Regions from separate parts of the Homo sapiens genome. Here region 2 is linked to region 1. A link is an interaction called in ENCODE POLR2A ChIA-PET data of the cell type or tissue named here. Cell type or tissue: Panc1. All regions are shown on one strand.

What was found. Peaks named below come from ENCODE experiments on the same cell type or tissue, not always from the same donor. Only the 100,000 strongest peaks of a DNase experiment are listed, where the experiment ranks them.
Region 2: POLR2A ChIA-PET joins it to region 1 with 7 read pairs; 10 of 35 experiments call an interaction of 5 or more read pairs at or near these places.

What each region holds. Positions count from the first base shown.
Region 1 is chr12:104,224,740-104,229,739 of GRCh38, forward strand. All of the region lies in intron 1 of TXNRD1 (thioredoxin reductase 1), which reads left to right. Among named protein-coding and RNA genes, the nearest start is that of TXNRD1, 11 kb to the left of the region's middle. RefSeq lists enhancers at 2,036-2,205, 3,499-3,668. In Panc1, no CTCF peak of the experiment used is centred here; no DNase peak of the experiment used is centred here; H3K27ac peaks cover 2,659 bases.
Region 2 is chr12:104,334,737-104,339,736 of GRCh38, forward strand. TXNRD1 (thioredoxin reductase 1) reads left to right here. Exons shown (of 17, transcript NM_001093771.3): 16 at 4,403-4,537. Among named protein-coding and RNA genes, the nearest start is that of EID3, 33 kb to the left of the region's middle. In Panc1, no CTCF peak of the experiment used is centred here; no DNase peak of the experiment used is centred here.

The DNA of each region.
Region 1 (5,000 bases):
GCTCGGTAAATGTTCAAATATAGTTGTGTCAAGTTATTCCCTCCTGATTTTCTCCCCCACTGTTTGATCAACCCAGGAATCTCTTTCCCCCTTGGAAACTTCTTTTATCTACCTCTCTGCCCCTGACTCACTGGAATCCTACAAATGGGACATCTCAGGCAGGTAAAATTGCCATTGTTATGAGGGTGAGAGAATGCAGATTTTTTACAGTGTATTTCCAATGTCCCATATGGAACATTGTATTTCCCAGTAATACAGTTTTTTTGAAAGAGGGGATAACACCAAAGTAGTCTTGTTAATTAGATAATATTTATTCATTTAATACTTACTAACCATCTTCCATATGTTAGGCATTGTTGTAGGTGCTGGGGATCTGTGAGTAAATATGCCCATATGGAGTTGTTTTCTAGAGTAATGTAGAACTTCTGAGAGCTTTAATAAAAAGGAGTAACATTTATTGAATGCTTATTATGATCCAGGTACTGTGCTGAGTGCTTTATATGTATTAACACATTTAATCACTGCAAGAGGCAAATGAGGAAAGTGAGGCCCAGAGAGGTAACAAGCATACAACTATTAAGTAGTGGAGCGAGGATTCTCATGCTGGAAGCTAGTGTACTTAACCACTGTGCTCTACTGCCTTGCTTAATAGAGTGATTGGGCACGTCTAATGAAACCTTGGTGATATGGTTTAGCTCTGTGTCCCCACCCAAATCTCACCTTGAATTGTAATGATCCGCATGTGTCAAGGGCAGTACCAGATGGAGATAACTGAATCATGGGGGTGGTTTCTGCCATGCCTGTTCTCATGATAGTGAGTGAGTTCTCATGAGATATGATGGTTTTATAAAGGGCTTCCCCCTTCACTTGGCACTCATTCTCTCTCCTGCCACCATGTGAAGAGGTGCCTTCTGCCATGACTAAAAGTTTCCTGAGGCCTCCCCAGCCATGCAGAACTATGAATCAATTAAACCTCTTTTTTTTTTTTTTTTTATAAATTACCTAGTCTCAGATATGTCCTTATAGCAGCGTGAGAATGGACTAATACACCTGGATTCCTCCATCCCTTCATAAGACCTGAACAGGAAGCACTGTTTCCCATTAAAATAAGCAGTTGAAATAAAATCAAACTTTTTAGTGGATTACCAGTATCTGGAAACAATAGAAAAAGGAGCTTATGCCGGGCACAGTGTCTCACGCCTGTAATCCCAGCACTTCGGGAGGCCAAGGTGGGCGGATCACCTGAGGTCAGGAGTTCAAGACCAGCCTGACCAACATGGAGAAACCCCATCTCTACTAAAAATGCAAAAAATTAGCTGGGCGTGTGGTGGGCACCTGTAATCCCAGCTACTTGGGAGGCTGAGGCAGGGGAATCATTTGAACCCTGGAGGTGGAAGTTGCAGTGAACCAAGATGGCACCATTGCACTCAAGCCTGGGCAACAAGAGTGAAACTCTGTCTCAAAAAAAACAAAAAAAGAAAAAGAAAAAGGAGCTTATTCATAACAGTTTAACCTTATATTTAGGGACAGGTAGACAGTTATACGGATGCTGAAGACAGCCAAAAATGTCTAGCTTAGGTTGTAGATGCTGAACGCTGTGGGCTCACTGACCCTTGCCTATGAAGCACTGTAGAATACCTTTATCACTTCATTTCCATAAGTTCAGTTATGTCCCTGGAATATAATCTTGAAGCAGAAGAGCCTGATATAATAACAGTGTAGCCTCTAAGGTTGATCCCCAATATAAGATGATCTTTACAGAGATCTCCTGTTATATTTCAGGCTACTTATTTAGATTATGGCTCCACAAGTCATTTGAGGCAAAGTGGAAAGAGAATTAGAGTGAAGAGAACGGAATTCTAGTTTCTGTTATATCCTTAAATAGCTGTGTGATTTTAGACAAGTTCCAAAGCACCTATGCGCCTTAGTTCCCTCATTTGCAAAATGAAGTGAATGGATGAATATTAAGTCCTCTCAAGCTGTAAAATTCTGTAGGTCTGTCTCCCATAAAATTAAAATTAGGCCCGTAAATGCGTAGAAAATGTAATAATTCCAAATAAAAATACCTAGCATTTTTGGATTCCACAATAGCAAGGTAATTTCCCATGTATTATCTAAGATGTGTCTTTTTTTCCGGTCTTGGCTCCTGGAATGCATGCCTGAATGACTACTAAGGTTTTAACTCATTCACTTTATTTTATATGGTAAGTCAGTAGCTCAAGATAGTAAGGAATAACTTGCTTTAAAGTAATAAATATGTTAAGACCCAAAAGACTGTCAATTATATTTGGAAAAGATTTGGGTAGAGGAATTTGCTACATTCAAGTACATTTCTGGAACCAGTTATCTGAAAGTAGTGATCCTTAAATTCATGTCCTCCTCCTAAGATCTCTAGTGCAGTGTTTTATAACAACTGCTGAGTAACAAATATATCTAGTAGGATATCTTTTTAATTTTATTTTTAAAATTGGTATACAAATAAAATAGATTTTTGGTGTCCTTTTAATTTTTTATTATTTATTTTAATTTATTTCTTTTTGGAGAAAGGGTCTTGCTCTGTCACCCAGGCTCAAGTGCAATGGTGTAATTATAGCTCACAGCAGCTTCAAACTCCTGGGCTCAGGTAATCCTCCTGCTTGAGCCTCCTGAGTAGCTATGACCACAGGTGAGTGGTACCATGCCTGGCTAACTTTTTTATTTTTATTTTTATAGAAATGAAGTCTTCTTATGATGGCCAGGCTGGTCTCAAACTCCTGGCATCAAGCCATCCTCCCTCCTGGGCCTCCCAAAGTGCTGTGATTACAGGTGGGAGCCACCGTGTCTGGCCTTTGGTGTTCATTTTATGAATTTTAACATATGTATACATGATCGGGTTACATAACAGTTCCGTTACCCCACAAAATTTCACCCATGCTATCCCTTTGTGGTTACAGCCTCCCCAGTTGATTAGGATACAACTGTATTCCAATCTCTGGAGCCACTGACCTGTTCTCCATCAATATAGTTTTGTCTTTTCAGGAATGCGATATAAATGGAATCACAAAATAACATTTTGAGATTGATTTTTTCACACAGCATAATACTTTTGAGATTCATCTAATTTGTCATGTGTATCTATAGTTTACTTCATTTTATTACTGAGTGGTATTACATTATACAAGTGTACCATAATTTTTTTGTCCTTTCATTCATTGAAGGATATTTAGATTTTTTCCATTTTTTAGTGATTATAGAGTTGCTATAAGCATTGGTATATAAGTTTTTTAAAAATTGATATATAAGGCTGGGTGCAGTGGCTCACACCCGTAATCCCGGCACTTTGGGAAGCCGAGCGGGGCAGATCACCTGAGGTCAGGAGTTAGAGACCAGTCTGACCAACATGGAGAAACCCCATCTCTACTAAAAATATAAAATTAGCTGGGTGTGGTGTTGCATGCCTGTAATCCCAGCTACTCGGGAGGCTGAGGCAGGAGAATCACCTGAACCCAGAAGGCGGAGGTTGCAGTGAGCCGAGATTGTGCCACTGCACTTCAGCCTGGCAACAAGAGCAAAACTCCATCTCAAAAAAAAAAAAAAAAAAATCTGTATTTGATTAACATACCATAAATATAGGCCGGTTGTGGTGGCTTACTCCTGTAATCCCAGCACTTTGGAGGCTGAGGCAGGTGGATCACCTGAGGTTGGGAGTTTGAGACCAGCCTGACCAACATGGAGAAACCCCGTCTCTACTAAAAATACAAAATTAGTCGGGCGTGGTGGCACATGCCTGTAATCCCAGCTACTTGGGAGGCTGAGGCAGGAGAATCGCTTGAACCCAGGAGGCAGAGATTGTGGTGAGCCAAGATTGCACCATTGCATTCCAGCCTGGGCAACAAGAGTGAAACTCTCTCTCAAAATAAAGTGGGGGCGGCAGGGGAATAACCATTTAAAAGTGCACAGTTTAGAGTGCAACCTTCACCACTATTGAATTTGAGAACATTTTCTTTTCTTTTTTTTTTGAGACGGAGTCTCGCTCTGTTGCCCAGGCTGGAGTGTAATGATTTGATCTCGGCTCACTGCAACCTCCGCCTCCCGGGTTCACGCCATTCTCCTGCCTTAGCCTCCTGAGTAGCTGGGACTACAGGCGCCCGCCACCACACCTGGCTAATTTTTGGTATTTTTAGTAGAGATGGGGTTTCACTGTGTTAGCCAGGCTGGTCTCGATCTCCTGACCTGGTGATCCCCCCGCCTCGGCCTCCCAAAGTAGTGGGATTACAGGCGTGAGCCACCGTGCCCAGCCTAGAACATTTTCATTACTCCAAAAAGAAACCCCATACCCATTAGCAGTAAATTTTCACTCTTTCCCTAGCAATTGCTAGCCTACTTTCTGTCTCTATAGATTTGCCTATTCCGAGCATTACTTTTCTTTTTTTTTTTTTTTTTTTTTGAGACAGGGTCTCACTTTGTCACCCAGGCTGGAGTGTAGTGGTGTCATCTTGGCTCATTGCAACTTCTACCTCCTGGGCTCAAGCAATCCTCCCACCTCAGCCTCCTCAGTAGCTGGGACTACGGGCACACACCACCATGTCTGGCTAATTTTTGTACGTTTTGTAGAGTCAGGGTTTCACCGTGTTGCCCAGGCTGGTCTTGAACTCCTGAGCTCAAGTGATTTGCCTGCCTTGGCCTATTCTGGGCATTTCTTATAAGTGGAATCATACAATCTATGGTCTTTTATGAGTGGCTTCTTTCACTTAGCATAATATTTTCAAGGTTTATTCACATTGCAGCATGTATTAGTACTTCTTTTTATTGTTGAATAACAGTGCATTGTATGAATATACAACATTTTATTTTATTTTATTTTATTTTATTTTATTTTATTTATTTTTTTTGAGATGGAGTCTCACCCTGTCGCCCAGGCTGGAGTGCAATGGCGAGATCTCAGCTCACTGCATCCTCTGCCTCCCGGGTTCAACCGATTCTTCTGCCTCAGCCTCCTGAGTAGCTGGGATTATAGGCGC
Region 2 (5,000 bases), 110 kb after region 1:
CCAGTTGTCTCAGCTGATAGATATCAGCAGCTGGCAAGGACCTTGGCTGCACTGCCTGCTGCCCCCTCATCTTCACTGGCACAGGGCCCTACACTTAGTCAACAGGCAGCCAAAACTTACTGAGTGAAGGAACCAAAGGCACAACTTGAGAACTGTCTATGTTTGTGTTTATAGAAGAGGAACAATAAAGTCATCGACTATCTAAATATAATGAATAACAAAAAAGAACAGGAGCAATGCACGTTTGATCCTCAGCAGCTGGCACTACTAAGAAAGAGCTCTTAATTGAGTTCTAAGATTTCATTGCCTGATGCTACATGTAATGCTAGTCTGGTGTTATTACGTGTAAATCTAATGTATTTTAAGTGCTTTTTAGTAGTCCTCCCACAGATATACTTTATTCATACCATAAACCCCCAACTGTCCAGGTGAATAAGAGTACAATATGCAATATATTACAGTCCTTTTTTTTTTTTTTTTTTTGAGACGGAGTCTTGCTCTGTTGCCCAGGCTGGAGTGCAGTGGCGTGATCTTGGTTCACTGCAACCTTCGCCTCCCAGGTTCAAGTGATTTTCCTGCCTCAGCCTCCCAAGTAGCTGGGATTACAGGCACCCACCACCATGCCCAGCTATTCTGTATTTTTAGTAGAGACGGGGTTTCACCATGTTGGCCAGGCTGGTCTCGAACTCCTGACCTCAGGTGATCCGTCTGCCTTGGTCTCCCAAAGTGCTGGGATTACAGGTGTGAGCCACCGCGCCCGGCCTATTACAGTACTTTTTTAGCAGAAACCTGTGAAAGCCTGTGAGCAAACTCTATACCTCACAGGGTTTTTTTCCATATATATGAAATGAGGGATTGGATAATTCATATTTTTTAAAGTTTTTTGACTGTGGGACACTGGTATATTCATATACACACACTCTCTTTAATATTGACTCTTAAGAAAACTGATCTTTTTAACTTAGCTAACACTTTTTAAAGAAACGACCTCAGTAAAAATATAAATGATGTTAAAGAATCTGTATGTTAAAAGCCTAGTAAACTGATAATGTTTTAATCTTGAAATTTGAATATAATTAAGCCATGTATCCTATTTGGAAACTACTGCTTTAGGCAGTAGGACAGTTACAGGTTGGTTTTTTGGTAAAACCAAGGGTTTTAGAAAACATTTTCTTGAATCCTCTGCAAAAAAGATTCAAATGAATATACTAGGATAACCCATAATGAGCTACACAGCTAACATAAATAACAATTGTATATATAGTTGTCTTTTTCTTTTTAGGCAAATTTTCTCAAAAGTTTATTTATATGAGTATACATTAGATATCACTTTTACTGCAGACAAAAGGAGAAAATGTCAGCCATTCTCACTGGCAGTATATTAACTGCCCCTGTCTCACTGAGAGAGACTTCAATTGCTCATAGCAGTCAGTGAAACCTTGAAGGTTTCCTTCCTACCAAGCAAATCCATTTTAACCATATGTATTTTGCTCTTTTTTCAATGTTACATTTGTTCAAATGGCATTGCTAGAATAATGTGGAAAATAATTTTCCTACCAATAAACCTGTCAGTAGTTGAGGTCATAAGTAGGGTGACAGTGTTTTCGGTTATTTTCATAGATAAAGATAGTAATAGAGAAGATGAATATCTGTTACTGCTCTTTTGTCATGAGTAATCTGAGGTAAAAGCTTGTAGAACTTCACTATCCCTGGGGCGTGCTTTATTCATTTTGAATCAGTCACTTGACTTCAGTGTCTAAATGTCCTTGATTCTAAATTGTACTTACAATGTTTATTATCTGCTGGCTTTTGTTCTCTGCTATTTTATTTTTTTTTACATAAAATATTTATAATAAAGATGAAGAAGGTACTCACCATCCAAAGTCAAGGAATGTTAACATTTTTGCTGTATTTGTTTCAGGGCTTTTTTCTTATAAGAGATAAACCATCATATATGCAGTTTATAACAGCTTATATTTATTGAGCACTTACTGTGTACCAGGCACTATAGAGCTCTACAGGTATTAACTTATTTAATCCTTACACAGTCCTGTGAGGTATATATGCTATTGTTTCCCCCTTTTTATAGATGAGGAAACTGAAGCACATGGAAGTTAAGTAACTGTGCTCAAATCATTTACCTAGGGAAGGGCAGATCTGTACATTTATTCTCACACAATGTAGATACCATGCTATTAACTATTATCTTATGCCTATGCAGTCTTCTGTCTTCCTTCACTTCAAAAGGTAAAACTTTGAAGTCGAAGGGTCTCATGCTTACGTTCTTATGTTTGCCACCTATTTATGAATGCATACACATTATACAGTGTTCGTGGTTTAATTGCAGGTGGCATCCTCATTATGTAGAGCTCTGCAACTTTTTAATAATCTCTTGTTTTTTGAGACCCTTTCCACATTATTACATGGAAATCTATTTTAAGTGCTTTTTAGTAGTTCCTCCTATGGATACGCTTTATTCATACCATAAACCCGGAATCGTCAGGGCGAATATGTGTAAGAGTACCATATGCAATATATTACAGTCCTTTTGTCAACAGAACAACCTCCTGATTGTTTCCAGGGAGTGATGGAACCTTAGACAAGCTCTGCACCCCACAGCCTGAGTTGCCTCATCTGTTATGACGAGATTGCACTAGATAGTCTAGTCAGAGTCTGCGCTGAAAATCTATCAGCTCAACAGTAGAGTGCATCAGATTTCTCTGCTTTTGGCAGAGGTAGCCAGAGTTTGAGATTTCAAATTTATCCAAAATAATTTCTACACAGGTATTTTAGAGTGCCAGACATTTTTCTTTTGCTTTCAAAAATGTTTTCAGACTTTGCTGGGCACAGTGGCTCACGCCTGTAATCCCAGCACTTTGGGAGGCCGAGGTGGGTGAACTGCTTAAGCTCACAAGTTCGGGACCAGCCTAGACAACATGGCAAAACCCCATGTCTATTAAAAACAAAACAAAACAAAAATGTTTTCAGACTTTAATGGTCTTGCACTATTTATCCTCAAAACCTTATTTAAAATTACTTTTAAAATTTTATTTGTATTTTATTTTTTAGAGACAGGGTCTTACTTTATCACCCAGGATAGAGTGCAGTGGTGTGATCATAGCTCACTGCAGCCTCGACCTCCTGGGCTCAAGCATTCCTCCCACCTCAGCCTCCCAAGTAGCTGGGACTACAGATGTGAGCCACTGTGCCCAGCTAATTTTTTTTTTTTTTTTTTTTTCCTGTAGGGACAGAGTCTCCCTATGTTGCCAGGCTGGTCTTGAATGCCTGGCCTCAGGTGATTCTCCTGCCTCAGCCTCCCAAAGTGCTGGGATTACAGGCTTGAGCTATGATGCCCAGTCAAAATTTTAATTTGAATGACTACTCTTAAGGGTCCCAGCTATTACAGATAGCCTCTGTGGAGCTGAGATGATCAAATACAGGACGTGAGGACACCCTGCCCTTTGATAATATTTTCCAGAACATTTTGGTGATTAAAGACTTGTAGGCATCTTTGCCTTTTGTATTTTTTCTCATAAAATTGAGTAAACACTTGTAGCTGTCCCTTGTCTCTTTGTTCCTGTTTGAAGTGAACATCATACTCTATGTTTTGGTTCATGTTGGGGAGTCTTTAGCCTAAGTAGCTGTTAGCAGCAGTCATTAAAGTCTCTGGCCATTTTTCCAGGTGCGGTGGCTCACACCTGTAATCCCAGCACTTTGGGAGGCCGAGGTGCGTGGATCACCTGAGATCAGGCATTCGAGACCAGCCTGGCCAACATGGCGAAACCCCGTCTCTACTAAAAATACAAAAAAATTAGCCGGGCATGGTAGCGCCTGCCTGTAGTCCCAGCTACTCGGGAGGCTGAGGCAAGAGAATCGCTTGAATCCAGGAGGCGGAGGTTGCGGTGAGTGGAGATCGCGCCATTGCACTCCAGCCTGGGCAAGAAGAGCAATACTCCATCTCAAAAAAAAAAAAAAGTCTCTGGTCATTTTCTTTTTTTGAGATGGAGTCTCGCTCTGTCGTCTAGGCTGGAGTGCAGTGGCACGATCTCGGCTCACTGCAAGCTCTGCCTCCTGGGTTCACGCCATTCTCCTGCCTCAGCCTCTCAAGTAGCTGGAACTACAGGCACCCGCCACCACGCCCGGCTAATTTTTTGTATTTTTAGTAGAGACGGGGTTTCACCGTGTTAACCAGGATGGTCTCGACCTCCTGACCTCGTGATCCACCTGCCTCGGCCTCCCAAAGTGCTGGGATTACAGGCGTGAGCCACTGCGCCCGGCCAGTCTCTGGTCATTTTTGAGTTGGATTTTTAAGAAACAGACTGGAGAAATGCTCTAAGCTGTGTAGGAAGAGGAGGGGAGAAAAATCAGCTTAATTGCATTATTGTATTTTTTTTTGCCTTAGGAACGTGTTGTGGGCTTTCACGTACTGGGTCCAAATGCTGGAGAAGTTACACAAGGCTTTGCAGCTGCGCTCAAATGTGGACTGACCAAAAAGCAGCTGGACAGCACAATTGGAATCCACCCTGTCTGTGCAGAGGTGGGTCATCTACACTTATACAGTTTAAAATGTTTAAAATGTGCCACATAGAAGCACACCACCCAGCTTATACATGGCAGATGTAGGACCCTGAGTTTGATGATGATTCCTCAAAAGAGGGCTTTGTCTCTAAAAATTAGTTTTTGTCTTTCAATACTGATTGCTCATGGTATGAACTGGAGGCTTCCGTCATGTCGTTAAGTGGTAAAAATTATGAGAGTGATTTATAGAGCTGTGCCTTAAATATTTTATTTATCATATCTTCTAAATTATTTTCATGGCAATCAGTTAATAATGGAAGAGCTTCAATCTTAGTTATTCCACAGCTATCTTGAGGCTAATTGATACTGTCTGCCTCTTCAGCTTATGGTATCAGTGAATGAGATTTGAAAATGATGCTTTCAAAAGATCAAATGACAGTAGAACTAGAAATTGACCAATCTAGGCCTCTGGGTGTCAGTGT